Regions from separate parts of the Homo sapiens genome. Here region 2 is linked to region 1. A link is a loop called in an ENCODE intact Hi-C map of the cell type or tissue named here. Cell type or tissue: heart right ventricle. All regions are shown on one strand. Links, peaks and the distances in the headings refer to the core of each region. The heading gives the core; the rest is flanking DNA. Region 1 overlaps MICAL3 (microtubule associated monooxygenase, calponin and LIM domain containing 3). Region 2 holds the start of LINC01634 (long intergenic non-protein coding RNA 1634).

Region 1 (15,531 bases), core at 7,187-15,186:
AGGCGCCCACCACCACGCCCGGCTAATTTTTTGCATTTTTAGTAGAGATGGGGTTTCACTGTGTTAGCCAGGATGGTCTCGATCTCCTGACCTTGTGATCCACCCACCTCAGGCTCCCAAAGTGCTGGGATTACAGGTGTGAGCCACCGTGCCCAGCCATCGGCCTGGGTTTTTTTGAAACAGAGTCTCGCTCTGTCACCCAGGCTGGAGTGCAGTGGCGCAATCTTGGTTCACTGCAACCTCTGACCCACAGGTTCAAGCGATTCTCCTGCCTCAGCCTCCCGAGTAGCTGGGATTACAGGCACCTGCCACCAGGCCCGGCTAATTTTTGTATTTTTAGTAGAGACACGGTTTCACCATGTTGGCCAGGCTGGTCTCAAACTCCTGACCTCAGGTGATCTGCCTGCCTTAGCCTCCCAAAGTGCTGGGATTACAGGCATGAGCCACCACACCTCAGGGCCTGTTTTATATGGAGTATGTTCTAAACGCAGCCAGCACCAGTGGAGGTTTACAAAGATGACTGCCTACGTGTGGAAAATGGTGGGGTTGAGTGGGTCAGGACTGTTTTTGTTAGTAAAGAATTAAGTAGGTTAGGGAAATAGATAGCTCTCCCTGCCCATAAGAACAGAATCCTTCTGGGACAGAAAAATAAAGGCAAATAAAGGGGGGAAAAACATGGAAAGGGTACAGAAAAAAAAAATTAACTGGATGGAAGACAGACCTTATAAGGCAAGGCTGAAGGAACTGAACTCATTTGACATGGACGAAAAGCTCATGATACCTTCCCTACCTTCAAGACTCAATGGCATCCCAATGCCTAGGAGTGCACTCTGTAAGCAAAGAGCACTTAACGTCTGTGGATAAACTGATGAGCAAAAGGAGGCTTCTCTCTCAGCCTCATGGGGACACAGGAAGAGAAGGTGTGCACAGAAAGCAGCACCACAGTTCCCGGAAGGCATCTTCCCTCCAGGCTGAGCGCGGCTGTGGCTCCCTGCCCCAGCATGGCTAGCTCACTCCCATTCCTACAGTAGCTTCCGCATCTCTTCATGGGTGCTGTTCTCACTACACTGTTGCTACGGGCTCCGTGCTAGGCAGTGAGCTCACTGGGGGTCAGCGATTCATGTCCTCTTCCCCTGTGTGTATGTAGGCCTCTGTGTACATGCGTGTGCATGTGTCCTGAAGCCTGGTCCTAGGACATAATGGATGCAGAATAAATGAAGTCAGCAAATATTTACTGTTCACTCTATGTGCCAGGCACTGAAGGCAGAAGAGTGAACAAAACAAAAATTCCTGTCCTCATGGAGCTTCGTTCTAGTGAGGGGACAGGTACCACACATGCGAACCCAGCATATGGGAAGGAAACATGCACCCTGGAACACCCCGCCCAGGAGTGTGTGTGGGAAGGAGACTCCAGGAGCTCTGCGAACTGTTCTGGAACTGGACCTGTTCAGGATTGGCAAGGGGCTCCGGGAACAGATCCTGTGGGTGTGAGACTGTGTCCCCGTCCGCTTAGGGAAGGACCATGGGGGTGAGAGGGTGGGGGGAAGGAGGCAGATTTGGAAACAGACACCCGCCCCGGGGTCAGATTTGACCCAGGGGGGCCCGCAAAGTGGGGAAGGAGGAGAGGAAGCACTAAGCTGTGCCAGGGAGATTCTGAGGCGAGCAGGAGCAGAGCAAGGACCGAAGGAGCCAGCACGGGGTCACTGGGAGTCCTCCAGGCATGGAAAGAGCACGAGCTCAGCAGGAGGTGCTGGGTCATGAGGTGAGCAGGGCAACGAGACGGTGCGGGACCTGGTAGGCCACCTGGCAGCTTTGGCATTGACTGGGGTGCGAGGGGAACCACTGCAGGAGTCTGAGCAGGGAAGAATGACATCGCTACCGTGTGTTACCAGGGGCTCCTGGTTGCCAGCTGCCAGCACACCTAGGGACACCAGGGTGGGCATAGGGAAGCCAATCTGGAAGTGCCTGCAAAAATCCAGAGGATGGCTGGCGGTGGCCTGGCCTAGGAGTCAGTGTAGGTTGTAATGAGAAGCCAAACATGAAGGCAGGGCTCACAGGACCTGCTAATGGCTAAAACATGAGGTGTGAGAACCAGAAAGAAATGCAAAGATTTCTGGTCTGAGAACTGAAGAGATAATGAAAAAGAAGCTAACAAAAGCACAAACATAAATCTCCTTCCCGCTGGGTCCTACTAGAGGCAGCAGAAAGGATTGAATAACCCGCGGCCATTCTCACTGGGGGAGCGTCAGCCCCGGGCAACAGACACCTAGTGGAGGCCCCTTCCCCCTCAGATCTGACCAGGAGGGCATCAGTCTCCAAATCTGCCTCCTTCCCCCCACCCTCTCACCCCCATGGTCCTTCCCTAAGCGAAGGGGCACATAGTCTCACACCCATGGGATCTGCTCCCAGAGCCCCTTGCCAAGCCTGAACAGGTCCAGAACAGCTTTGCAGAGCTCCTGGAGTCCCCTTCCCACACACACTCCTGGGTGCCACTTCAGGAAGCAATCATATCTCCAACATGGCAGGAGGTGGCCCAGACTTGGGGTGTGGGTGGGAGAACAAGGCCTGCACCCCTAACCGACTCTGGGGCTGGGCCTGCCCTTAGCCATTCTAGAGTTAGCGCCCCTTCCAAGGCAGGCCCACCCCACCCCAACCCTGCTGCTGCCACCAGTGCCACGGCCTGCCTGCCTCCAGTTGCTCCTCTTCACCACCACCTCACCTTCCAATGGGCAAGTGGCGGGGCTGTGCAGTATCACAAGATCAGCCTTTGAAAATATCTGTTTGGGGTTTCCTTTCCTAGGCAAATCCATACAACCTATTCCCTAAACATTCAAACTAAGACAGACTATAGGACTTACAGAAAAATGGGTTCAAAATGAGGCAAAGATAGGAAAGTGCTTCTTACAGATAATTTTCAAGGCCAGTGACTGGAGAGAGGGGTAGGTCTGTCAATCGAGTGCTTGCTGACTGCACATATCACATGGCGTGTGACGACTGCTGGGAGAGGAAAGCGAGACATCATTCCAACCCTCCAGAAGCTAAAGATCCTGGAACTCAAGGGGAAAACTAACGTAAGTGCGAAAGCGAACAAGCAAACATGTCCTCAACTGGGCAGGCAGGCTGTCGGGGTACAGAGCTGGGATCTGGGAAGGAACAGAGAGGGCCGCTCAGGGAGAGGAAGCACAGTGCCACCGGAGGCACGCACTCAGCAGGCACTCGCAGGCTGGGCAGAGGTAGAGAAGCAGCGCTGCACAGGCAGGCAGCTGACCCAGGGCTCTTAGAGCCGGGCAGGAGAGCTGGTGTGGGACCTGGGAGGAGGACAGGAGCCTTCAAAGCAGCACCGCCTGATTGCAGCCAGGAGGGTAGCATCAAGGAAGATGGAACTGCGGCCAGGCCACATCCAGGGGTGCTCGAGCACAAGAAAAAAGGGGATGGGTTAGAACTGCAGCAGTGGGAACCAGAATTTAAAAAGGGAAAATTATTCGACAAATTTGGAGCACTAACTATGGCAGGTGTAGTTTTAGGTGCTAGGAATAAGCAATTTCCAAGGACCCTTTGAACAGAAATGAAGCAAATGAGCTACACAGGGCGGCATAAAAACCAGCTGCTGGTGTTACTCCCTTCTTATCTGTATCCTGTGAAAGGGCAGGAAGGTGACAAACACTTGTTTTTCTGTAGGTGCCCAGGTTGGTTTTGAACTCCTGGCCTCAAGGGATCCTCCTGCCTTAGCCTCAGGAGCACACCACCATGCCCAGCTAAATTTTTTTTTAAAAAATTTTAGAGACAGGGTCTCACTATGTTGCCCAGGCAGTCACGAACTCCTACCTTCAAGCAATCTTCCTGCCTCAGCCTCCCAAAGTGCTGAGATTAGAGGTGTGAGCCACCACACCTAGCCAGCGAGAAACACTTCTATTCCAATCAATAATTTAACTTCAGCTACAACCTTCCTAGACACAGATTTACTTACTTATTTTTGAAACGGGTCTCACTCTGTCGCCCAGACTGTAGTGCAGTGGGGTGATCTCAGCTCGCTGCACCCGCCGCCTCCCAGGCTCAAGTGGTCCTCCCACCTCAGCCTCCCAAGTAGCTGGGACTACAGGCATGTGTCATCACGCCTGGCTAATTTCTGTATTTTTGTAGAGACAGGGTTTCAACATGTTGCCCAAGCTGGACACAGGATGTTTAAAGGAAGACTGTTAGGGACACCCATGGCGTGAGATGAAATGACAGCCATCTCCATTCTTTAATGACAATGATTTTGCTCCCCTTGCCTTCACATAAATGCGGGCTAAGGACCTGACAGTCCCTATCTCCCAAGCACTGACGCAGGAGAGCTGTGAACACGTGATGGGCCTCCGTCGCCGGTTCCTTACCCTGCCACGGCCAAGCGCCATCCTGCCTCCATGCAACCCCAAGGAGAGGAGGGCAGTGAGCATCTCTGACACCCCTTGGCACTGAGGTGAGACTCTTCCTGTGAGCCCGCACCCCATCAACGTGCTCCATAAGCCATAGGAGTCACCACAAACTTCGCAAGTGGATAATAGTCAGGCCTCACTGAAGACACAGCTACCCATGCTGATCCAGCCAGGAGGGTCGCTTCTGTGTCTCCTCCTACTCCACACCCACATGAATCCCACAGGCCGATCATTGCCTTGCAAGGTAAGATGCCCTGGTGCAGACAAGGAGCCGCTTTACCCATCAGGCTACCAGCTGAGGGTCAAATAGGCACAAGGTCGTGGGGACATATTTTAAGGACGTGGTCCCTACTCTTGCTGCATTTATAATACACAGTACAATCTGAGACCCTCGCAAATTTTGTAACACAATGGCAATAACAACCATTATTGGTTACCAACTAATTGGTACCATTAAGGTAATAACAGAGAGACTTCCTTCTGGGCCTTCCCCAAAGGCAGACAAAGGTTGGTTTGCTTCCTAATCTCAGTCTCCAGGACATTACAAACAAAGGATTCAAAATGGTGTTACTACTGGAGCTGGAATTCCGTGTTCTAACAAGAATGAAGAAAAGAGCCAATCAAGACCCAAAAAATCTGCCTCTCCTCAGCTCAAGAGGAAGAAGGCCAGCCTGCTGTTGCCCTCTGTCCCTGCATTCCACAGCACCAGGCTCTTCCCTCACATCCCTCTCCTCACATTCTTACCTTATATGATTGAGGCCAAATATGCAAAGCCCCGTCTCCCAGCCATGTACACAGTAGCTGCTGGCTGAGGACACTGCTGCCAACGCCACAGGCCCCAGCGAACAGCCCTGACTCTTATGTGATGATCTGCTTTTGGGTCCTGTCACTATCTGCGCACACAGCACACGTCCACATGTATCACTGACCAACCCTAACAGGGCAAGGGTGGGGATGTCAGAGATTAGCTCCACAGGACTTGGACCCTACGTGAAGATTAAAAATTTAAAATCAAACTCGGGCATTTCTGCCATCTGTAACCCACCTCCACACTAGAACCCTCTGACAGAAAGTTTCTGTGAGTAGGGAAATCTGGTCCACAAATAAGCTGTCCCTTTAAAGATCTGCAGCAACTTAAAACCAGCTGGTTTCTGGTACAAGCCAGTCCTCAGAAAGTAACTCTCACTTCAACTACAGAGGATAAGGTCCAATGATTTTGAGTTTTGTTTTAAAAAACAAAGCAAAACAAAAACCCCGAATTGCTCAGCTGGGACACTGGCTGGTTCAGGAGGGCTGGGGGTTTTCAGAAGCAGCAGCCGCATGGCACTGCTGACCGTAAGCGCACTGCTAAACTGAAGCGCGGTGGAGGTCTGGGAAAAGGGGAAAGCAAACACTCCAAAACAGAAACGCCATCGCTGAAAGGGCACAGAGCAGGTGCGGGCCTGCCCCCAGGTGTCTCCCACTCCCTGCGGTAGGAAGTCCTCTGACAGAGGGAGGAAACTGGGCCAAAGGAAATCCATGCATCCGCTGCTCTCCTTTCCCTCCTTCCCCTTCTATTTAAAAAGAAGAGAGTTTGAGACCAGCCTGGGCAACACAGTGAGACCCCGTCTCCAAAAAAAAAAAAAAAAAAAAGGAAGGGAACTATTTCTGTGCCTGAGAATGGCTGTGCTTGCGAGAGTCCTTCTGTATCAGAAAGCAATGACTTTTTACAGGATTGCAATAATACCCGGAACCCCTAAAAGACCCTGGAACTGGCACAAGGGTGCCTATAATTTCAATGCTTAAGAGAGGTCCTGAAGGCATGTCACTAACACAATGATTAGAGACCATTTCTTACCACACATCAGAGAGTCTTCATGCTTTGGTCTCCTACCTTAGAGAAAGCACTGACTCCATTCATCCCAAGGACTGAAATAATGGTGCTGATGAAGATGAGGCCCCCAGGAATAACTGCAGCTATAGTGTATTCATCACTTACTACTGATATACTGATTGTCACTGTGAGTTAAGTATTTAATACAGCGATCAGCCTCATGTGATAGACAAGAAAAAGGAGACAGAGAGGCTACGTAACTTGCCCCAAGTCACACAGTAAGAGCTGACACCTGATCCCAGGAAGCCTGGAACCGTGAACACTAAGTAGCCTCTCTACTGATATCTGCTATCATCTTAATCCAGAAACCACCCTGTAAGTAGTTATAATTATCTGCAAGTTACAGATAAGGGGGAAAATAGAATTAAGAAAGGTCAGATCACTTGTCCAACTAGTAAGCTATAAAGCCAGGAGTCAAAAATCCAGGTCTCCAACCTCCACATTCTATGCCTTTTCACTACACTGCACTCGAGGGTGGTCTGACCAACCACCACGGGACCAACCACCGTGGGACTTCCATGTAGACAGCTGTTCCCAGGACCAGAAGAAATAATACTGGGCCACAGGGCACACAGGCAATGAAGAGTCAACACACATGAACTAGAGAGGAGTCGGAGGTAACTCCATGCCATGCAGGATCTGCCATCTGCTGCCAGCTTCATCATTCTCAGACAGAACCCTCATCCTGCCACATCCTGCTTGACAACCACACACGTTTCCTTATCATCCACTGCTTCATGCCTCCCATCGAATTTCCAGTCCCTGACTCTGGCCACCCAGCTTCATCCCACTTTCCCTGAGATAACTGCCCTCCAAAGTGGCCCCACAGCCTGTGGGCACATTCCACTCCCTCGGGCCTGGGTGTGGTTCCCCACACCTGAGCGCTCCTCCTCCCCTCTCCAGCCTTATTCCAGAACCCCGCAGAAGACCTGCCTTCTTCACAAAGCCTCCATCTCTTCTCGTCCTTTCTGAGCCCCTCCACCTCCTCACTCCTCTGCAGTTCCAAACAATTCAATCCTTATTCATATCCAGACAGTACTGTTTGCATTGTTTCTGTTTCTCCAATGGAAAATTCCTCAGGGGAAGAACCATGACCAATCCTCAGGAGATGAGGGTAGCAGAGGGCTTCAGAGCACAGGCTTGGGAGTTGGACTGAGATTAATCCTGACTCTGCCACACACTTGGCTGTCCAATTCCTAGTTAACTCCCCTGCCAATGGTGATAAAGACAGTACCAACTGTCTAGGGTATTTCTAGGAAGTAAACGACAGAATGCATTTCTAAAGCATCTTCCATGATACCTGGCAAAAATGGTCCATGAGTAATTATTTCAATGATTATGTATCTGCCCCCAGTGTAGCCTGAGCCTTGCTAAATGTGCAGCTGGAACTCAGGAAGCAGCTGCAATTAATTGACAGAAAATTATTGGAGGTTAGGGTTATCTGTAAGAACTAGACAAAGGAAGAAAAGTAAGAGGGAATTCAAGAAAGTGAAATAGCAGATGGGAATGGGTAGTGGAACAGGGGAAATAGGATCCAAGGACTAAGTCAAATCTGTAAGTACTTCCTGGGCACCCATGTGTGCACACACTCCATGGGACTGATCAAGGGTAGGTGAGACAGAGGTTCCATGGACAAGGGCCACCATCCAGCTAAGCAGTCAACCAACACGTGCTGAAAGAACAGAACACCTGTGGCACAGATGCAAATGAACAGGATGGCCAGCATCCCTGGTCTATCCTGGCATAACTACTCGTTTTCACCATCAGTGATTTTGTTATCTTTATGTGATAGAGGCTATTCCATACAACCTATTGGCTGAAAATAATGCCTAACAATAAAAAAGCTACTAAGAATTCAACATTTTCCCATGCATTTGTATTCTGTTCATCACAACGGCATCTACATACCCTGCAAAAAAAAGTAGAACACATATATTTAAGGCATTTACTCAAGCGACAATATTTGATGAATCTGCCCTATGGATTCACAGTCTTGGCCACTGGGCAGTGTACATGCAAACACACACACACACACACACACACACACACCCACACACACCCACTCATGCCTACAGCATGGGGATCCCACTGACAACAGCTCAGAAGAGAGGTAAAGGTTAAGGACAGGCTTCTAACAAATTCAGTTCAATACATTTAAGTACATATTATAATAAAAATGAGGACCAGGTGTGGTGGCTCACGCCTGTAATCCCAGCACTTTGGGAGGCCAAGATGGGAAGATCACTTGAGACCAGGAATTTGAGACCAGCCTGGGCAACACAGCGAAACCCCTTCTCTATTGTAAAAATGACTAAAAATTGGCTGGGCGTGGTGGCTCACGCCTGTAATCCCAGCACTTTGGGAGGCCGAGGTGGGCAGATCACTAGGTCAGGAGTTCGAGACCAGCCTGACCAACATGGTGAAACCCTGTCTACTAAAAATACAAAAATTAGCCAGGCGTGGTCACGCACACCTGTAATCCCAGCTACTCAGAAGCCTGAGGCAGGAGAATCGCTTGAACCTGGGAGGCGGAGGTTGCAGTGAGCCAAGGTTGCACCCTGTACTTCAGCCTGGATGACAGAGTGAGACTCCGTCTCAAAAAAAAAAAAGAGTAAAATTTAAAAATTAAATAAAAATAATTATTAAATGATGCTTGTAAAAGTAGGTAAATAGATGCAAGTTTCACGGAAGAAAGGGTGGATCTGAGGAGATCCTGAAGGATGAGACCAAGTCCAGCAGAGTGAAGAGGAAAGAGAGGAAATGGCGAGAATTCACATGAGCAAAGGGGGAATCAGATAGCGTGCCCAGTGCCGAGCCCTGCCTCTGTGGAAGCGTTGGGGGAGGGAGAAAAGCCTAGCAACCTTGCCAGAGCTCAGACCCGCCCTACTGAGGGGACACTCACAGGTGAGCAGGTGTTCACAGGTGAGGACACTCCACGGGGGAGCAGCACAGGAGCCGGGAGCTGCTCTGGGAAGAGCTGAGGCGCCAGAGCTCCACAGTCGCAGACTCAAACCGGAGACCTCACCAGACCCTGGCTCGGGCAAGCTTCCTCAGGCTACATTTCCCCACCACAAAACAAAGATATATTAGTATGTGCCTCTTATGGATGTAATGATTTTGAGGTGAGGTTCAAATAAACAACCAACCTGAAATGCCTGGGAGAGTGTCCAACTGAGAGCCGATACTCAAAGAGTGATATAATAATTACCACAACCACTAATGCCCCAACGAGCCGCTGAAAGAAAGGCCGGTTCCACACTTTAGCTCACCTTCCTCAAACAGATGTGGCCACCAAACAGTTTGACGTAGGATATATGGAAAGCATACTAAAGGAGCTCGAGGGGAGTTAGGCGCTTTTAGATTAGCATGGGGCGACAAACTTCAAACATGCCTTGTGACCAAAAACTATGAATTCAACATTTTAAATAGATTTGTATTTTATTAACTACAAATAAATGGTCTCATGGGTAAATTAACCAATGCAAAAAATGGTCAGTTTTTAAAGACTTTATAAACAAAATTATCCCCCAACACACAAAGTCAAAAATATGTAAAATTCAATGACTTATTAAGAACATTCTTTAACTTTCTCCAGAAGACTTTTTTTTTTCTTTTTGACATGGAGTCTCACTCTGTCACCCAGGCTGGAGTGCAGTAGCAGGATCTCAGCTCACTGCAACCTCCACCTCCCGGGTTCAAGCAATTCTGCCTCAGCCTCCCGAGTAGCTGGGATTACAGGCGTCCGCCACCACACCCAGCTAATTTTCTGTATTTTTAGTAGAGACAGGGTTTCACTATATTGGCCAGGCTGGTCTTGAACTCCTGACCTCGTGATCCACCTGCCTCGGCCTCCCAAAGTGCTGGGATTACAGGCATGAGCCACTGCACCCGGCCAAATGAGGACTCTTGTAGAAATACATGTGCTTTTCTCTAAGGGACGAGAAAGAAATGTAAAATGAGCAGTTTGTCCGCAGATCGTGCTTCTTGGGTTGGTCTGGAGCCGACAGGCGTTGTGGAATGACAGTGTCCATCTGGAGATTAAAATGAGAACTCCTTTGTTCTAGGCAAGACACATGCTTTTTTTTCTCTTCCTTCCTTCTTCCTTCTTCCCTGCCACCTTTATTCCTTTTTTGGTTTATCTTAGAAATGATTTAAGGCAACATGGGCCCTTGATCTGTGAGGAGGTGAGGCAGGACTGTTACTCTGTTCTGTGGAATTCTAGAAACTTATTTTGGGACTTTGGAGGTATTCGCTTTTTCCTAAGCTCTCAGAATCATTTTTGAGAAGCAGCCGATGCTGCTAGCCAGAACAGCTGTGAGAAGCGCAGCGTCTAGGATGGCCTCTTTGCCGACACCCTGGGATGGGTGCATGCTTCCTCATGTTTTAGAGAGAACTGAGGCTCTCAGCTCTCCCTGTGTGCTGGGATGCCGTCTGTGACTTGCCTGAGAAAATACCTATGGAATGAGTGTGAGGGCCTCATGAGGTCACGTCCACGAAAGCACTGGGAGCTCGTCAGAGGAGAAGGGCACTCTGAGGCCACATAGTCGGTAATCAGACTTCCCTTTGGTCCACATCTCTGCCCTGGCTGCCAGGATTCACAGTGTGCAGAGGGACTGGGCCGTTGCTCCAGCCGCTCCAGCAGGTTAGCAGGCTCTGTGCCACTGTCCCCAGAGAAGTCTCCCTGAGTGGGGTCTGTGGGCTCTTCTCTCGGTCCCACCTTCAACACCCACTTTTCTCAGCCTGGTGAGAAGGGAGGACAGATGGCTTCCCCTCCACTGTCCCCCGCCCATGTTGTTGAATGGGATTTGAGAATGGACGCCAGGTTCTAAATCTGCCATTCCGTCTGTCCTTGAGTGAGCGGCTGACCAGCTGCTGGCCCATGCTTAGAGGATGTTCGTGGTCTGCCCCAGGGCCCACTGGTCCTTGAGTGAGCGGCTGACCAGCTGCAGGGCCATGATCAGAGGATCTTCGTGATCTGCCGCAGGGCCCACTGGTTGGAGGCCCCTTTGGGAGTCAGATAACAGAACTCTGCAGTCACGGCTGTGACCGACTCACTATGTGGCAGATGGGCTTCTGTGCTTTTTAGTTCTCACTTCCTGAGAAGTGTCAGGTTTCAGCACTAATATCATGTATACATTTTAAAAAATCCAAAATCAGAAGCAGAATTTAGTAATTCCCCACCACTTCCTATGTTCCCTCCTCTAACACCTGTAATATTCCTGGCACACAGTAGGTGCCTTAAACAGGTCCTTGAATTGGGGTTGGTGAGAAAAGGTGCTAAGTCTGTCTTTCCAAGCCATTTAATTGAGCAGCATTTTTTTTTAATGTGGAAAATTTTTTTATCTGTTACGTCTTTCCTATTATATTTATCTTGTCCTTGATTTCAGCACCCCACCCGATTTGCAGGCAGTGCTTTCTAAACTGTGCCCTGTGAGCTGTTAAAAAGTCTTCTGGAGGCCGGGCATAGTGGCACACACCTGTGATCCCAGCATTTTGGGAGGTCGAAGTGGGCAGATTGCTTGAGCTCAGGAGTTCGAGACCAGCCTGGGAAACACGGCAAAACCCCGCCTCTGCCAAAAAAATTAGCTGGGCACAGTGACATATGCCTGTAAGTCCCAGCTACTCAGGTGGCTGAGGTGGGAAGACCACTTGAGCCCCAGAGGCGGAGGTCGCAGTGAGCTGAGATTGCACCACTGCACTCCAGCTTGGGCAACAGAGCAAGACCCCGTGTCAGAAAAAAAGGGGGGGGCTGGGCGCTCATGCCTTCAATCCCAGCACTTTGGGAGACTGAGGCAGGCAGATCACTTGAGGTCAGGAGTTTGAGACCAGCCTGGCCAACATGGTGAAACCCCATCTCTACTAAAATACAAAAAATTAGCTGGGCATGGTGTTGTGTGTCTGTAATCCCAGCTACTTGGGAGGCTGAGGCCTCCTCAGCCTCAGCAGGAGAATCGCTTGAACCCGGGAGGCGGAGGTTGCAGTGAGCTATCGCACCATTGCACTCCAGCCTGGGCGACAGTGCAAGACTCCATGTCAAAACAAACAAACAAAAAACCTCATCATTCATCTAGCATTGACTGCATTCATCTAGCATTCATCTAGCATTCATCTAGCATACATCTAGCATTCATCTAGCATACACAGGCACCAGACACTGTGTTGGGGCTAAGCACAGAATGTGAACAGAACTCCTATGTCTCCTGTGCCCCAGAGATGGAAGGACAGTGGTGGACACAGCCATCGGTGTAAAAACGTCAATATATAGATACATCCATACTTACACACTGTGAGAAAAAGAACAGCAGAACCTAAGACAGAACATCGGAAGGGGCCCCCTGGCCCTTCAGGTGGTAATGAAGAGGTATCCAGCCCGACCCGGGAGGGAGGATGCCCAGGGAAAGGAGGAGCTTGCTCCAGGGGCAGAAGCAGCACACGTGCACCGGCACAGGCGACAATGCACATGGCCTTCCAGGACCACCGGCCAGTGGGCTCAGGGCTCAGTGAGAGAGGAAGAGGAGGATGGCAAGGCAGGCAGGCCACTCCACACAAGGCCAGGCAAGGCCTCTTAACGAATCTGGATGCAAGGACCTTGCTTTTTCCTACATCTTTCATTGTTCCCAAGCCCAGTGCGCTCCTCAAGGCAAACACTAAGAACACATGCTCAGTTCAGCAAATCAGTTACAAACCAGTGGCTATTTAATAAGCAAGGTACTGTTAAAATCTTGGCCCTCAAATTTTATAATTTGGTTTGTAGAAAAAAGGAACCAGACCATCCCATCTCAAACAAAAAACAAAAAAATCTTGAGACAAGAAAATATATATCCTGAGGCAGTATCTGATTAAACACCAGATGAAATGTTCAAGTCACATGGTCCACTGGAAGGGGAAATAATTCCCAGGTAAGGTGGTGACAACGGGTTTCCCAAAGAGGGTGGGACTCCAAGTAGAAACTGAAATCTGGAGCGAACCAGGCTAAGCTACCTGGGAGGGTGGACCAGGCACACGCAACAGGTGAACGGACGTACGGGAGTAGGGACAGCAAGGCACATCGGGGAGGGGTAAGCACACAGAAAGGTTGAGCCCGCCTACAACACACAACAGCCCATCCCGGGCAGCTCACCCCCATCTTCAGGGCCTTGGAGGCAGAAGGAAGATTCCCACAGGTCAGGGTCCGGGGCTGGTCTCCTGGCAGGCACACTTTGGGGCAGCAGGAGAAGGAAGGTGAGTAAGACTGTCTGCCCCAGGAAAAAGGGCAAGGGCAGAGAGCTATGGATCTCATTCACTGGGATAAAAAATTAAGTGCCAAGGAGGGAGAGGAAAGGGAGGAAAAATAATCCAAATTGTTGTAGTATTGTGCAACTGAAATTCCATGCATAAGCCAGGAAATTCAAAGGTCACAGTTCCCACAGCAACTGTAACCTGACCCGTCAGCTTAAGTAGCCTTTGGCACTGCCAGCCCCCAAGCGCCTGCAGCCCCTACAATGCCCACCCAGACCTGCCCTCAGGCCCCTGCACGTCAGGCATGTTGCGCCTTGCCCAGCCGGGCCCACGTGGGCTGCCCACCTCTGGCTACAAGGGGCCCTCAGCCATGCCCAATAGTTCTCAGTTCTTTAAGGAGCATCCTGTGACTCCGAGCCTACTTGCTGTGGGTCTTTACTTCTGACTCTTCTGTGGGGTGAGTAAGCCTCCTTCACCACCCAGATGGGGGGAAAAGGGAGAAGAGAGGTGTGTGCATGCAGACAGAGGCGCTGCTACCACCCTCTTCACTCATGCCCTGTGGCATCAACACTTGCCAAGCCTCACCATGGGGAAAACAAAGGTGGGGGGAGCCTGGGGAGGGAATGTTGTAGTTCAAAGGACATCAGAAAAGACGGCTTACCAAATGGGAGAAACTTTCTACCAGTCTGAAATCTGATAAGAGACTTACTTCTGTAGGGTATGTAACTGAGCATATGATCCTTCCCAACAGGGCCTGGGACACCGGCTTGATCATCATGAGGCCCAGGACGGAGCCACACATAGGTCATGATAGTGGAAGCAGCACAGGGTGTGAAGCTGATGGCCACAACCGACCCCTTCCAGCCCCACTGTGGAACCGGGGTGGCAGTTCAGAGTTTGGGTGTCTGCTGTGTGCAGAAGGGAGACCAATCAGAGCCAGGCTTAGACGCAGGCAAATCATGGGCCCTTTCGAAAAGACAGGCTGGCCAAGTGCGATGGCTCACACCTGAAATCCCTGCACTTTGGAAGGTCGAGGCAGGAAGATGAGTTGAGCCCGGGAGTTTGACACCAGCCTGGGCAACACGGTGAGACGCCGTCTCTACAAAAAATTAGCCAGGCATGGTGGCACGCACTTGTGGTCCCAGCTACTGGGGAGGCTGAGGTGGGAGGATCATTTGCACCTGGGAGGTCGAGGCTGCAGTAAGCTGTGGTCGCACCACTGCACTCCAGCAACACAGTGAGATGCTGTCTCAAAAGAGATTAAATTTAAAAATGTTTAAGATACATAAATAAAAAACAAGTCCCCTGAGCTCCTCCTCCTATTTATCACAACAGAAAAGACTGAAGACTCACCCAAAAATGGTTTATATCCTGGAAATCATACTTCCCTCTGGGCCATGGTTTATGTGAGCTGCCAAAATTCCAGGCTCAGGGCAAAGAATGACTTTCCTGTTACTCTGGCTCCCAGGGTGAACACAGGTAAGGAAAGTGACGAGGCAGTCAAGAGCAAAGCCCAGCTCCCTAGGGCTTTGTGAGGAAGACCAGCTCCACCACCCTGCTGTCTGCCCTGGGCCTGGCCCTCAACAGTGCTGATAAAACAGGCTTCAGGGGACTGCTGTGAGAAGTAAGTGATGGTATGTACAGCAGAGCCTATGCTGCATGGCCTGGCACACAGAAGTTGCTCAATAAACGGGAATTACTAGTACTGCTGCTATTTCCACATTTCATGTTTTACTCAAACCTGATACATTTATAAGAGCTGTGTGAGGCCAGGTGTGGTGGCTCACGCCTATAATCCCAACACTTTGGGAGGCCAAAGGAGGAGAATTGCTTGAACCTGGGAGGTGGAGGTTGGCGTTCCAGACCAGCCTGGCCAACATGGCAAAACCTTGTCTCTACTAAAAATAAAAAATTAGCTGGGCATGGTGGCACGCACCTGTAATTCCAGCTACTTGGGAGGCTGAGGCAGGAGAATCGCTTGAACCTGGTAGACAGAGGTTGTAGTGAGCCGAGATGGCACCACTG
Region 2 (15,531 bases), core at 3,117-11,116, 64 kb after region 1:
TTCTAAAATCAGATCAGGCCAAAAGGTTTTTTACTCTTGAATAAATTTAGGGCTAAAGGCTGTTGGAAAATTAATAGGAGTGGATTCAACGTGGCAATAGATCTTTTATAAATTCTCTTATTGAGTGAATTTCTGAATACTGAAAACAGTGTTTAGCACCTATTGCATTAAAGTGAGTATAAGACTAATACTTTGTATTAGTGACTTTGGCTGGGTGCGGTGGCTCATGCCTGTAATCCTAGCACTTTGGGAGGCCGAGGCGGGTGGATCACGAGGTCAAGAGATCAAGACCATCCTGGCCAACATGGTGAAACCCCATCTCTACTAAAAATACAAAAATTAGCCAGGTGCGGTGGCGTGTGCCTGTAGTTCCAGCTACCCGGGAGGCTGAGACAGGAGAATTGCTTGAACCTGGGAGGAGGAGGCTGCAGTGAGCTGAGATCACACCACTGCATCCCAGCCTAGGCGACACAGTGAGACTCTGTCTCAGAAAAAAAAAAAAGACTAATATTTCATCAAGCAGTTTTAGATAACGTACTGAATTTAGGAACAAATTTACTGCAATTAAATTGACAAAATACCTGTAAATTTTGCAGCTTTTCTCCCCCACAGACTAGCACTATGCAAAAATTGAATGTTTAATTATGAATGAAGGTATCTACCATGTTGTTCACAGAGTTTAATTACCTGAAGACAATGCCTGAGGTTTAAAGTTAAAATACATATATTTGAACATAGAACATTTACTTGACCACTTTATACCATGAGTGAAAGGGGTCAGTCTATGCTTTTTTCCCCTTCCCTGTCTTTTACCAGCTGGCCATTTTATTTGCATAAGGTACACTGAAATTCCTAGAGACCTACGAGGTCATTCTCTGCTCCCTTGCTTTCCTCAGATGAGGAAACAGAGCTCTACAGAGGTTAACTGTCTAGTTCAAGGTCACTCTGCATCTCATTAGTAATCTTGAAGTCTGAAGGCAGGCTGCCTACATTTGTAAATGACAGAAAGCTACCATAGCTAGCTAATCAAAAATAGATGAAAATTTAGTTATAATCTATAGTTGACAGGATAAACATTAAGAATGAGCTTGTAATCCCAGCTACTCCGGAGGCTGAGGCAGAAGGATCCCTTAAGATTAGCAGTTTGATCAGCCTGGGTGACATAGCGAGAACCTGTTATTTTATTTTACTTTTTTAAAGAGTCAGGGTCTCATTCTGTCATCCAGGCTGGAGTGGAGTGCAGTGGTGCAATCATAGCTCTGCAGCCTTGAACTCCTGGCTCAAGGGATCCTCTCACCTCAGCCTCCCGAGTAGCTAGGATTACAGGTGTGCACTAGGACTCCCAGCTCAAGACCCTGTCTCTAGGAAAAAAAAATAGAAATTAGCCAGGTGTGGTGGTGCACAAGAGTGGACCCCTTAAGCCTAGGAGTTTGAGGCTACATTGAGCTATGATTGCATCACTGCACTCCAGCCTGGGCAATGGAGTGGGAGCCTGTCTCTAAAAGAGAAAGAAAGGTCTTCCTAGAGTTTTTGATAGACTAAAACCACTAAGTTCAGATTTAGCATGAATAAATATAATGGCCTGCACTTTTGGTTGAAAATATATATTGCACAGTAGAGGCCTGACTTGTGCATGTGAAACAGAAGATAGGGAGTTAAGTCAACCAACAGGTTCAGTAAGAGCCCCACGTGGGAAGCAGCTGGTGAAACAGCTAATGAAACCTCAGAGCTATATTAGTAGACAGAGAGTAACCTGATGTTTCACGGAGTAACTGGCCCAGGAATCTTGGTGCTGGCCAGGTCATATTTATACCACTCTGTAGCACAAGGTTCCAGGAGGGACCTTGATAAACTAGAGTTCATCCACCAGAGGAGGAGGCTGCAGGCCTTGGGCACTGCTCAGCAGGATGAGGGGCCACTGCAGTTGAGCATGTCTAGCCTGGAGTCTTCTGAAGAACATGATTATTGACTTTATGTATAGGAATGGCTGCCAATGAAGAAGAGGTACGTGGCTTGTTCTATGTCACTCCGCAGGGCAGAAGGAGGATCATTAGGGATAAGGATGAATGGGAGATAGATTTCTGTTCAAAGAATTTTCCAAAATTGCGGACTCACCACAGAATGGTCTGGAAGTCTGCTTAGGGAAATGCTGGGATCCAAGCATCTGAGAGCTTATAGGATATCTACTTTGGGACAGGAGTTGACTCCATGACTTCCAAGTTCCCTTTAACTCAAAGATTCTGTGAGTCTTCATCATGGATCTTTCTTTCTTTATTCCTTCCTTCCTTTCTTTTTCTTTTCTTTCTTTCTTTTTTCTTTCTTCTTTCTTTTTCTTTCTTTCTTCTTTCTCTCTTCTTTCTTCTTTCTTTTTTCTTCTTTTTTTCTCATTTTTCTTCTGTCTCTTTTCTTTCTTTTTTCTTTCTCTCTTCTTTCTCTCTTTCTTTCTTTCACAAAGTCTCACTCTGTTGCCCAGACTGGAGTGCAGTGGTATAATCACAGCTCATTGCAGCCTAGAGCTCTCACCTCAGCTCCCTGGGTAGCTGGGACTACAGGCACATGACGCCACACCTGGCTAATGTGTGGTGTGTGTGTGTGTGTGTGTGTGTGTGTATTTTGTAGAGACAGAGTCTCACAATATTGCCCAGGCTGCTCTCGAACTCCTGGGCTCAAGCAAACCACCCACCTTGGCCTCCCAAAGTGCTGGGATTCCAGGTGTGAGCCACCATGCCCAGTCAGGTTATTTTTCTTGTACTGCTAGTTCATGCCAGTAGAAAAGGTTTTAGTGCTTTTGACCTTCTGATTCCCAAAACGATTCAAATGATTTGTCATTAGAATATGTATCTTAAAAAAGAAACAAATAAAACTCGTAATAAAAAATTGAATCCAGGCCAGACACAGTGGCTCACACCTGTAATCCCAGCACTTTGTGAGGCCGAGGCAGATAGATTGCTTGAGCCCAGGAGTTCAAGACCAATCTGGCAACATGGCAAAACCCCGTCTCTACCAAAAAATTAGCCAGTCTCATAACCAGATCTCAAAAGTAAATAAATAATTGAATCCAGAAGGACTCCTGAGAAAAAGTGAGTTGCTTCAGAATTTGGGCACTGAATTTAAATATAAGCTTTGCTCAAAGTCTGGGCAAAGAGAGAAATGTGTGAAGTTATAGATTCTTACTGTTCAAGAAGAAGAAGATTATACTTTCATCTGTATCAGTATTGACCTTGTCTTCCCAAAGGGATTATAAGATCCTTAACAGCAGGGAACAAATCTTTTACTTCATTTTAACTCCTATCATCATTAGACTATTTTATGCAGATAGGTGCTCAGTGTGTCTTGAATAATTTGACTTTCTTAAAGATGAAATAGGAAAATATTTTTGCTTTATTTTTTTCCTGGAGTCTGATAGAAAGATTAATGGGAGATGGATTTCTTCCAGCCTGCTGAAGCCGGAAGTCACAGTTCTGAAACTACATTATATTATTCCAATGAGGTAGCCTAAACTTGGCCTATAGAAAGCCCCAGGCTGCCATAATTGCATCTACTGGTACCTCTTCCTCTTTGCAGAACAGGTTTCTGTCTTAAATGCATTTGTGTTGCATTTTTTTTTTTTTTGAGATGGAGTTTGGCTCTTGCAGCCAGGCTGGAGTGCAATGGCGCCATCTTGGCTCACTGCAACCTCTGCCTCCCAGGTTCCATTGATTCTTCTGCCTCAGCCTCCCAAGTAGCTGGAACTAGAGGTGGGTGCCACCACGCCCAGCTAATTTTTGTATTTTTAGTAGAGACGGGGTTTCACCATGTTGGCCAGGCTGGTCTCAAACTCCCGACCTCAGGTGATCCACCCACCTCGGCCTCCCAAAGTGCTGGAATTATAGGCATGAGCCACGGCACCCAGCTGTGTTGCATATTATTGCCACTCTAGCACCCTGACTTTCCACTGCAGCTCTTCATTGTACTCAGTAGTAGCAATAACCAACATTAGTATTTTACTTAGAACATTAAGCACTGTTCTAGGTGATTTATATATATTTACTCATTTCATCCTACCAACTCCAGAGTTTATGGTCCTCACCCACTACCCCCTCTGTCTCTCAGTAAGCTGTCTACCTTCAATGTGTAGTTAATCAAGTCACCAACGGACCAAAATCTGAAGTGAATTCCATCTTCCTAGTAGCAAGACACCAGGTGGTAATGGGTTTCCTCTGCCTCTCCTCTTTCCATCACCCGCTCTGTTCCCTGGATACCAGCTAAAAACTACCCTGCTGTATTTCCTGCCCCCAGCGTGGCTTCCTGGGCTTGGCCACCCTCCAGCTCTGCTACCAGGTCTGCTTGGCTCAGGGGTTTGGAATGAAAGACACAAGACTGAGCTCCTCCGAGTGACTCACATCTATCTGGAGTGGTAATAGCCTGTTTTTGTGCCACTTAGCAATTCATCCTCCCCAAACCCATCCCTTCTTCATTTTCCTAAAAATGCCAGATGGTATATGTTTATTTTTAAATCGGTGTGAAGTTTGATACATTTAGCATTGAGAATGTATCAACAACACTTCCTGTCCCTTTACCCCACCCCAGGGATACTTAGAACTACCACCACGATATTGCAAAACCAGGGGGCCTGAGTTGCTGCTGGAGGGCATGGTGTTGCAGAAATCACTGCTGTCCTGCGAGCTGCAGGTAGATGCCCAATAGGAGTTTTCTGATGATGACATCTCACCTTGGGTGGAGATAGGGCTAAGACCAAACCCTGCCTATGGCTTTGTCCAGGCCGTAGAACGGGGACAGGTCTGTGCTTGGCATCCCTTGCTGCTGTTTCTGTTAGACACAGCTAAGCCCAAGGGTAGGAAGAAGCAGAGGATGTGCCCACGGGAACCTCGTCCTCTTTTCTGTGGTTTCCACACAGCCAGGAGTCAGTCCCTTTCCTTCATTCTAACCAGCAGAGTCACTGGCACCAAAGACATTGTCTCAGTGGCATAAATCCCTATACCAGTGAGGGTTCTTTACTGTAGGAGGCCCCTTGGGGCTGAAGAATTGGGAGAGGCTCCTTGGCTTGAAGCCGAGTAAGTAACTGAGTAAGTGAGTAAGAAAGTGAGTAAGTCATTACTCTCCTCCACCTGGACATAATGAGCCCGCATGCCTGGAAACAGCCAGCGCTCCTCCCTGGACTTAGCCCAATCTGCCGAGACAAAAGCCAGATGGAGGCCACACTTAGATCACACAGAGAGCATTCAGATCATTCACTTCTGATCTGGCCCTGGTACAGGATGGCAGGAAGAGTAAGGATAAGTGAACACCAGAGGTATTTCAAAAATGTCTTTAGACCTAGAAGAAGAAGGCCTGCATTTCATTTCCAGCAGTATCATTTATTAATTGCATGACGTTGAGCAAATTAATAGACTTCTCTAAAGCACATATTTCCTTATCTGTCAAATGGGAATAGTAATATCCGTTTTCCCCCATTTTATGGGGGCATGTGTGAGGATTACATGGCAATGCATATGACAACACTCTGTAAACTCTTGATCATACTATGAGAATGTAAAGGATTATTAGAAATTTCTATTTATTTTAGTAAAAAAAAAAGAATAGTTTCATCAGTTTGTTCCTCTACTCAATTTTTGACCAGAACAGTTTGTAAATAGTAAGACGGAGAGCTTTGATTTTTTTTTTCTCACCTTCCATCTCACGTTCTGTCCCAGGCAGGCAGGGGGCTGTGGTTGGGAGGTGCAGTGCAAATTTGCAGGTAATGTGTGTGAGGTATGGAAGAGGCAAGCACCTGCACGCTCATCACAATCAAGGAACAGAACCAGACAGAATTTAAGGCTGGCTGAAGGAGACCAATGTGGTCACCATAGTGGATGGCCCCAGGCAGAGCTGACCAGCAGGCAATCGAGTCAGCTTGAAGCAAAAGGTGATCTCAAGCAAAGCTGGAGGCCGAGACAGATCTAACAGATGCCAAGGATGCTAGGCTTTGACAGGGTCCCCCTAGAGACTGGGCTTCCTATCCTGGGCTGCTCAGAAATTTCTAGTGACCCCCAATCTAGCCTTGGACTGGCTGGAGGAACTGAAAGTTTCCAGGAGGGAGGATTCCTGCTTGTCCACCCCACAGCCTTCAGTATCACTGTCCACATGGAAAGCTATGTCCCGTGGCAGACTTGGGAATCGCTCCAGTCTCCACATCCCCCAAGGACTTTCTGATTCAGATTCCCAAGCAGACAATTTTGGCTTACAGAGGGAAAGACTACATTTGGGTATCAGAAACTTCATACTTGGTGAATGCTGTCTGCTTACTGAGTCTGGGACAAGAATTCCAGCAGTGAGCATGCTGCTGTTACCCAAGCCAACCTCTAGAGAGATGTTTCAGGGAAAAAAACAAAACAAAACAGGGAGCTCAAAAGAGAACAGTGCAGACAGTTCAAATCATTCCCAAACTGGCCAGTCAATCCTTGTAGTTCAGCATAATGGGTAGCTAAGGTCAGAGCTTAGGGTCTTGGGTCCTAGATTAATATTCACCCACTCCTAGAGGTAATTTTGTAGGCCAAGAAAAGCAAAAACCAAACCAAACCAGCAAAAATGGGCCCCTGAAATGATTTTCCAGAGTGGATTATCAAGAAGGCTTAGTGCTTGGAGTAAAGAACTCAATAAATAAAGACTTCCAGTCATCCTGAGATACCCAAATAAGAACACAAACTCTTAATTGGTTACTATTTGGTTTAAGGCAGGGGTTGCACATTGACCATGTGCTGTGTGCGGTTAGTAACGGTGTTTTGTTTGATCATCTCATTATGTCTGTGCCATGTTTGAAGGGCAATGTCACAGAAACTGGGGGTGACGGGTTAGAACACTCTGGACACTTAAAAGGCCTTAAAAGAAGGCTGGAGAGGGGCCTCTGGTCAGGCACACCAGAGTATCTGATGAGAACACCAAGTCTGTAATCTCATGCCCACAGAAAGCTAACCCTAAATGCCAGTACCAGATGGCCAACCTAAGAGAGGGTTCTGCGCAGGGAGAGCACACTCAGTTGGGTGGTCAGGGAAGGCTTCTTGTAGGTAGTGTTTGGAAGTGGCGGGAGGCGGGTGGAGGGGGGGTAGTGGGGGGCGTTGTTGGGGCGGGTGGTGGAACACCTGGTGGAGAGGCACATTCCAGGGTAGAAGACGACGGAGCAGGCAAAGCCCTGGGGGGGCAGGAAATCTCCAGCTATATTCAGGAAACCATGAGCAGGCTAATTTGGCTGAAGCAGAGAATTTGAGTTAGACAGAATGGAAGTGGGCAAAGAATGTGTGGAGTGAAGAAGAGCAGGAATCATGTCTCAAATCTACTGAGTCAAATATCTACTGATGGAAAGGAGAAGCTTGTGGGGTGAGAGTGAAGGGTGCCCCCGTGGCGGGGCTCCCCTGGTAGCCCTTTCTCCTGCAGACCTATCTGTGGGGTGCTCCCAGCCTGGCTCCCTCTTCGGGAGGCAGACACCTGCTCAGCCTTGCTAATCAGGCAGCAGTTAATGGGGTTCACTTCCTGCATCAGCAGGTGAGGGCCTTGGGGAAGGCTGAAGAATGGCAAGGTTACAGCTGGCGTCCTCAGGCAGTTGGAGGCCCGCAGCAGGAGAGCATGTTCACGGCCGGGCGCAGTGGCTCACACCTGTAATCCCAGCACTTTGGGAGGCCAAGGAGGGTGGATCACGAGGCCAGGAGATCGGGACCATCCTGGATAACACGGTGAAACCCCGTCTCTACTAAAAATACAAAAAAAAAATTAGCCGGGCATGGTGGCGGGCACCTGTAGTCCCAGCTACTCGGGAGGCTGAGGCAGGAGAATGGCATGAACCTGGGAGGCGGAGCTTGCAGTGAGCCGAGATCGCACCACTGCACTCCAGCCTGGGCGACAGAGTGAGACTCCATCTCAAAATAAATAAATAAATAAATAAATAAATAAGAGAGCGTGTTCACTGCACTCGGCTCGATCCTTGCCCAGAAACACAAGCAAGGGGCACCTGGGACCAGGCTCAGCTCAAAGCCCCTCCCTCTATATATCTGGGCACATGCACACAGCCTCCTCAGATGGATATTCCTGTGTGTGTATCAATCACAACATACACATCCATGGGTACATTTCCTGAGCAAGCAGATCTCTGCTATACATATACATATGTAAAAGCATATAGATGTACAGGCTTTCCTGTATATGTGTATACACATATGTTTGCTGGGTTGTTTTTCAGAATATTGAAAGTCAGAAGCATGCTATCACATAACTCTGCATTTCATCGGGCCGAGAAAGCACAGGTTTTCAGGACCACAGTTCCCATTTCTCCTGTTCTGCAGTCCTCGTCTGATTGGCCAACACTATGGGCACTCCCTGCTCTGGTGGCCACTGGCAGTGGGCCAGGGTGAGGGCAGCTCACAGCCCGTCTCCTCTCTGTTACCTTGGGACGTCACTCAGCAGTTGCATCACCGGCTGCTCTCTCCCTCTGAAACATGAAGCCCTTCCTTTCTTATTCCACCTTAGGGAAGCCTGGGCCTGCGACAGACCAGAAGACCTCACATTCCACAGAGAAGACCTCGGTTTCCCCCCAAGCTCTGTCCAGTATGGAGTGACAAATCGCTGTACTTATGAGACAAAGGCATGAAGTCCAGGTCAAGGCATGACTTTTCGGCAGCAACTTTTCTAGATGTGAGGTATCAGTAAACATTTATGGTGCTTCTGTTATGGATACAATACAAGGATGTAAAAGAAAATAAGTATGAGGCTCATCCTCCTGGGAACTCACATTTTCACTGGGGCTACAAGACCCCCGGAGCAAATGCCAGGCACAAGATCGGGGATAAAAGCCTAACTTTGAGAAGCTTGCTTTGGCTAAAACCGAAATCAATTATGAAGCAAAGGAAGTGGATTAGAGGGAGATCTTATGAAATCCCATCAGATTTGGATCATGCTACTGAGTTTTTTTCTTCCTGGCTGTATTTTAGGTTTTCTCTCCCACTGAAACTGATTAATCGTTGTCAAAATTCCTCCCTTGTACCCTTCTCTCTATGGGAGGGCTGTCCCTTGGCTGGCCTGGGATGCAGGAATAGCTTTTGTGCACCCTTTGGTGTCCACTTCTGTGTGTCTCTCTTGGTGGCACTGCTTCCCTATCTCTGCTTGCTCTGACCACCTTCAGGCTCCTAGGACCCTACCCTCTCAAATTTCCTCCTCCCCTGCGTCCCCCTTTCCCATTCAAAGCCCACAGCACATCTCAGTTAGTGCTATGGAAAAAACTAGCCTCAGAAACGAATATTCACTGACATGTCAAGGTCTAGTAGTTTGTAGAGCCATTTTATTGGAAGGGACTTCAGAAAGGAATTAGTTTACCTACTCATCAGGTGAGGAGACCCACAGAGGGGAAGTCACCTGCCTGACTCCCAGAGACAGAAACAGTGCTGGGACTAAAACCCAAGAAGGGTCCTGACTCCCAAGTCCCAGGAACTTAATTTTCCCCCAGGGAATGGCCCACCACCCACCCAGATGTAAAAACTAGAGACTCTGGGCAGCATTCTATCTCTATGCCAGCCTCCAGTCTCCTGTCTATTTTGCCTCCAAGATACATCTCTAATTTGCCCACTTTTCTTGAACTTCACATCACCGATCTGGTACAAGCCATCATCATCTCCTTGCTTGGGCCTACCAAGACACTAATCACTGTTCTTTTTGTTTTGTTTTGTTTGTTTTTGAGACAGAGTCTCATTCTTATCACCCAGGCTGGAGTACAGTGGCATGATCTCAGCTCACTGCAACCTCTGCCTCCCATGTTCAAGCGATTCTCCTGCCTCAGCCTCCCAAGAAGCTGGGATTATTGGCATGCGCCACCACACCAGGCTAACTTCATATTTTTAGTAGAGATGGGGTTTCACCCTGTTGGCCAGGCTGGTCTTGAACTCCTGACCTCAGGTGATCCACCTGCCTCGGCCTCCCGAAGTGCTGGCATTACAGGCATGAACCACCATGGCAGGCTGACTTTCATTCTTTCTCTAGTATTATTAGAATATTCCCAAATAATATTCCATTGTGTATATATTCCACATTTTGCTCATTGGTTTCTCATGGTCCGATCTGAGCTTTGGGTAGATCTGGCTATAGGCAGATAATCCCTGAGACATACTGCTAAATGGGAACAGCAGATGCAGAACAGTGTGTATGATACGCTACCACTTCTGCTGGAAAACGTCAAACAGGCACGTGTGCATACATATGTACGTGGACTTGGAAAGGCATAGACCGTCTTTGAGAATACTCAAGAAGTGGTTATCTTGGGTAGGAGAGCTGGTGGCGGGGGACAGAAATGGAAAGGAGACTTATTTTTCACTGGATATGCTTTTGTACATTTTATGGCTTATTAATAATGATTTTATAATTATATTACCATGATCAAATAAAACCCTTGGTGAATCTTCAATATTCAATAAAAGGCTTGGTTCTTTTAAGCACATATAAACTTTTTTTTTTTTTGAGACAGGGTCTTGCTCTGTCACCCAGGCTGGGGTGCAGTAGCACAATCTCTGGCTCACTGCAGCCTCTACTTCCCAGGCTCAAGTGATCCTCCCGCTTCAGCCTCCTGAGTAGCTGGGACCTAGTAGGCTGAGGTAGCAGGTGTGTGCCACCACAGGCTAATTTTTAAATTTTTTATAGAGATGAGGTCTTGCTATGTTGGCCAGGCTGGTCTCAAATTCCTAGGCTCAAGTGATCCTCCCACCTTGGCCTCCCAAAGTGCTGAGATTACAGGCGTGAGCCACTGTGCCTGGCCTAGCACATATCAACTTAGAAAGAGTTAAGAAAAGTGGGCTGGGTGAGGTGGCTCATGCCAGTAATCCCAGCACTTTGGGAGGCTGAGGCAGGTGGATCACGAGGTCAAGAGATTGAGACCATCCTGGCCAACATGGTGAAACCCTGTCTCTATTAAAAATACAAAAATTAGCTGGGTGTGGTGGTGCGTGCCTATAGTCCCAGCTATTCAGGAGGCTGAGGCAGGAGAATCGCTTGAAATGGGGAGGTGAAGATTGCAGTGAGCTGAGATTGCACCACTGCATTCCAGCCTGGTGACAGAGCAAGACTCCATCTAAAAAAAAAAAAAAAAAAAAATGACAGAGACTAAGGCCAAGCCACACATTTTCTGTGTGTGTGTGTGTGTGTGTGTGTGTGTGTGTGTGTGTGTGTGTTGTAGACAGGGTCTCACTCTGTTGCCCAGGCTGGAGTGCAGTGGTGCAATGTTGGCTCACTGCAGCCTCTACCTCCTGGGCTCAAGCGATCAATCCTCCCACCTCAGCCTCCCATGTACCTGTGACTACAGGCACCTGCCAACACCAATAACCAAATTAATTTTTTTTTTTTGAGACAGAGTCTCGCTCTGTTGCCCAGGCTGGAGTGCAGTGGCGTGATCTCGGCTCACTGCAAGCTCTACCTCCTGGGTTCACATCTCATTCTCCTGCGTCAGCCTCCCAAGTAGCTGGGACTATAGGCGCCCGCCACCATGCCCGGCTAATTTTTTGTATTTTTAGTAGAGATGGGGTTTCACCGTGTTAACCAGGATGGTCTTGATCTCCTGACCTTGTGATCCGCCTGACTCAGCCTCCCAAAGTGCTGGGATTACAGGTGTGAGCCCCCGCTCCCGGCTTAGCTAGATAATTCTTTTTTTTGTAGAGATGAGGTCTCGCTATGTTGCCCAGGCTGGTCTTGGACTCCTGGGCTCAGGCAATTCTCCTGACTTGGCCTCCCAAAGTGTTGGAATTACAGGCATGAGCCAGTGCACCCAGCCCACACGTTTGTTTGATGTTCTTGTTAACAGCTTTGTGTTTTTTTGGTACCTGGTCCCTGGAACATTAATATGTACTGTTGAATAGAATTATGTCACCGTTCATGTAATTACATAATTATTGGCACAAAGAAACTAAAGAAAAAATGGCCCAAGCACAAAAGTTAATAAAACAAAAAGAGCACAGGATTAGACGCAAGACAACTAGGAAAGAGGTTGCTGTGACTCTCCAGCCTTCATGATGCCAAGGTATTAGGGAAGAGGAGACGTGGGAAAAAAGGAAACCTGTTGAAAGAGGGAGCAAGAGGCTGGGCATGGTGGCCCACGCCTTTAATCCCAGTACTTTGGGAGGCCGAGGCAGACAGATCACCTGAGGTCAGGAGTTCAAGACCAGAATGGCCAATGTGGCGAAACGCCGTCTCTACTAAAAATACAAAAATTAGCCAGGTGTGGTGGCGGGCGCCTGTAATCCCAGCTACTTGGGAGGCTGAGGCAGGAGAATCTCTTGAACCTGGGAGGTGAAGGTTGCAGTGAATTGAGATCGTGCCACTGCACTCCAGCCTGGGCAACAGAGCAAGACTCCATCTCAAACAACAACAACAAAATAGTGGCCGGGTAGAGTGGCTCACACCTGTAATCCCAGCACTTTAGGAGGCCGAAGCGGGCAGATCACCTGAAGTCAGGAGTTTGAGATCAGCCTGGCCAACATGGTGAAACCCCATCTCTACTAAAAATACAAAAATTAGCCAGGCGTGGTGGCTACCAGCCTGGGAGTTCCAGCTACCTGGGAGGCTGAGGCAGGAGAATCGCTTGAACCTGGGAGGTGGAGGTTGCAGTGAGCCAAGATCATGCCACTGCACTCCAGCCTGGGTGACAGAGCGAGACCCTGTCCCCACCAAAAAACAAACAAACAAGAAAAATAGTGCTTGAAAAAATAACTCTTACATTTATGAGAAACTAGTATGCAGCATATATTGAAAAGGATACGGAAAGGCCACTTGTTCCTAGGGCAGAGATTGCCAGTTGCCTAACCTTTATCTACTTTCTCCTCTTGCCTCACTAACAGAACCCTGGCATTATCTGGGTGGCAATGTTCTCAGCCATAAAACTACATATCTCAGCCTCTTTTGCAAGTGAAGGTGGCCAATTAGATGTAAGAAGAAATATTTGGGTAGAACTTCCGGGGAAGCTGTTTAATGGGAGTTAGTTAAGCTGGCACTCTTTTATCCTAACCTCTTCTACTTTCTTTTTTCTTTTTCTTTCTTTTTTTTTTTTTGAGTCGGAGTCTCGCTCTGTTGCCCTGACTGGGGTGCAGTGGTGTGGTCTTGGCTCACTGCAAGCTCCGCCTCCCGGGTTCATGCCATTCTCCTGCCTCAGCCTCCCGTGTAGCTGGGACTACAGGTGCCTGCCACCACACCCGAATAATTTTTTGTATTTTTAGTAGAGACGGGGTTTCACCGTGTTAGCCAGGATGGTCTCGATCTCCTGACCTTGTGATCCGCCCACCTTGGCCTCCCAAAGTGCTGGGATTACGGGCGTGAGCCACTGTGCCCGGCCACCTCTTCTACTTTCTTTATTTTATTTTATTTTATTTTATTTATTATTTTTATTGATCATTCTTGGGTGTTTCTCGCAGAGGGGGATTTGGCAGGGTCATAGGACAATAGTGGAGGGAAGGTCAGCAGATAAACAAGTGAACAAAGGTCTCTGGTTTTCCCAGGCAGAGGACCCTGCGGCCTTCCGCAGTGTTTGTGTCCCTCGGTACTTTGAGATTAGGGAGTGGTGATGACACTTAACGAGCATGCTGCCTTCAAGCATCTGTTTAACAAAGCACACCTTGCACCGCCCTTAATCCATTTAACCCTGAGTGGACACAGCACATGTTTCAGAGAGCACAGGGTTGGGGGTAAGGTCACAGATCAACAGGATCCCAAGGCAGAAGAATTTTTCTTAGTACAGAACAAAATGAAAAGTCTCCCATGTCTACTTCTTTCTACACAGACACGGCAACCATCCGATTTCTCAATCTTTTCCCCACCTTTCCCCCCTTTCTATTCCACAAAACCGCCATTGTCATCATGGCCCGTTCTCAATGAGCTCTTGGGTACACCTCCCAGACGTGGTGGTGGCCGGGCAGAGGGGCTCCTCACTTCCCAGTAGGGGCGGCCGGGCAGAGGCGCCCCTCACCTCCCGGACGGGGCGGCTGGCCAGGCAGGGGGCTGACCGCCCCCCCCACCTCCCTCCCGGACGGGGCGGCTGGCCGGGCGGGGGGCTGAGCCCCCCACCTCCCTCCCGGATGGGGTGGCTGCCGGGCGGGGGGCTGAGCCCCCCACCTCCCTCCCGGACGGGGTGGCTGCCGGGCGGAGACGCTCCTCACTTCCCAGACGGGGTGGCTGCCGGGCAGAGGGGCTCCTCACTTCTCAGACGGGGCAGTTGCCGGGCGGAGGGTCTCCTCACTTCTCAGACGGGGCGGCCGGGCAGAGGCGCTCCTCACATCCCAGACAGGGCGGCGGGGCAGAGGCGCTCCCCACATTTCAGACGATGGGCAGCCGGGCAGAGACGCTCCTCACTTCCTAGATGGGATGGCGGCCGGGCAGAGATGCTCCTCACTTTCCAGACTGGGCAGCCAGGCAGAGGGGCTCCTCACATCCCAGACGGGGTGGCGGCCGGGCAGAGGCTGCACTCTAGGCACTTTGGGAGGCCAAGGCAGGCGGCTGGGAGGTGGAGGTTGTAGCGAGCCGAGATCACGCCATTGCACTCCAGCCTGGGTACCATTGAGCACTGAGTGAACCAGACTCCGTCTGCAATCCCGGCACCTCGGGAGGCCGAGGCTGGCGGATCACTCGCGGTTAGGAGCTGGAGACCAGCCCGGCCAACACAGCGAAACCCTGTCTCCACCAAAAAAATACGAAAACCAGTCAGGCGTGGCGGCGCTGAGGCAGGAGAATCAGGCAGGGAGGTTGCAGTGAGCCGAGATGGCAGCAGTACAGTCCAGCTTCGGCTCGGCATCAGAGCGAGACCGTGGAAAGAGAGGGAGAGGGAGACCGTGGAAAGAGAGGGAGAGGGAGACCGTGGGGAGAGGGAGAGGGAGAGGGAGAGGGAGAGGACCTCTTCCACTTTCTATTACTGGGAACACCATGTGATGACTAGGGTTCCAGCACCGATTATGTGACTGTGAGGCGATCTTAAAGATGGAAGCCATGCAGTAAGTATGGCAGAGGAGAAAGGCAGAAGAAGCTTCAGCCCCGATGACCACAGGGTTACTGTATCAGTTCCATCTGCTTATCTCCAGACTTCTTTTATGTAAAATAAAAATTATTCTCTACCTTGTTTAAGCCATTGTTATTTAAGGGTTCCGTTTCTAGTAAACCACACTTCTTCCTAAAAGATTCGTATCTTTTCCCAAAGATATCCAAGGATTGAAAAGTAACACCTAGAGCACGGGTCAGTAAACGTTTCTGGTAACAGACGAGACAGCACGTTTTCAGTTTTTCAAGCCACATAGTGTCTGTCGCAATGACTTGACCTTTTGTTGCAGTGTGTGAGGAGCCACAGAGAATGTCACTAAATATGCATGGCTGTGCTCCAATAAAACTATTTATAAGCACTGTAGTTTGGATTCCATGTAATTTTCATGTATCATGAAATCTTATTCTGCTTTAGATTTTTTGACTCATCTAAAAAATATCAAAACCATTCTTAACTTGCATTGCAGGTCACACAAAAACAGGATTTGGCCCCAGGCTGCAGTTTGCCAA

Evidence for each region. A loop is a pair of places that touch in the nucleus more often than their neighbours do. Peaks named below come from ENCODE experiments on the same cell type or tissue, not always from the same donor. Only the 100,000 strongest peaks of a DNase experiment are listed, where the experiment ranks them.
Region 2: it touches region 1 in a loop (3-fold over the local background); 6 of 110 quality-filtered maps call a loop at or near these places.

What each region holds. Positions count from the first base shown.
Region 1 is chr22:17,959,157-17,974,687 of GRCh38, forward strand. All of the region lies in intron 1 of MICAL3 (microtubule associated monooxygenase, calponin and LIM domain containing 3), which reads right to left. Among named protein-coding and RNA genes, the nearest start is that of MIR648, 14 kb to the right of the region's middle. RefSeq lists enhancers at 1,583-2,299, 14,439-14,991 and a silencer at 10,687-10,981. In heart right ventricle, for the core only: no CTCF peak of the experiment used is centred there; a DNase peak (open chromatin) is centred at 10,782; H3K27ac peaks cover 4,374 bases.
Region 2 is chr22:18,027,551-18,043,081 of GRCh38, forward strand. It overlaps LINC01634 (long intergenic non-protein coding RNA 1634), which reads left to right and starts at 1,835. Exons shown (of 2, transcript NR_024417.1): 1 at 1,835-2,004; 2 at 8,210-10,418. RefSeq lists enhancers at 1,815-1,884, 1,925-2,024. In heart right ventricle, for the core only: no CTCF peak of the experiment used is centred there; no DNase peak of the experiment used is centred there; H3K27ac peaks cover 2,122 bases.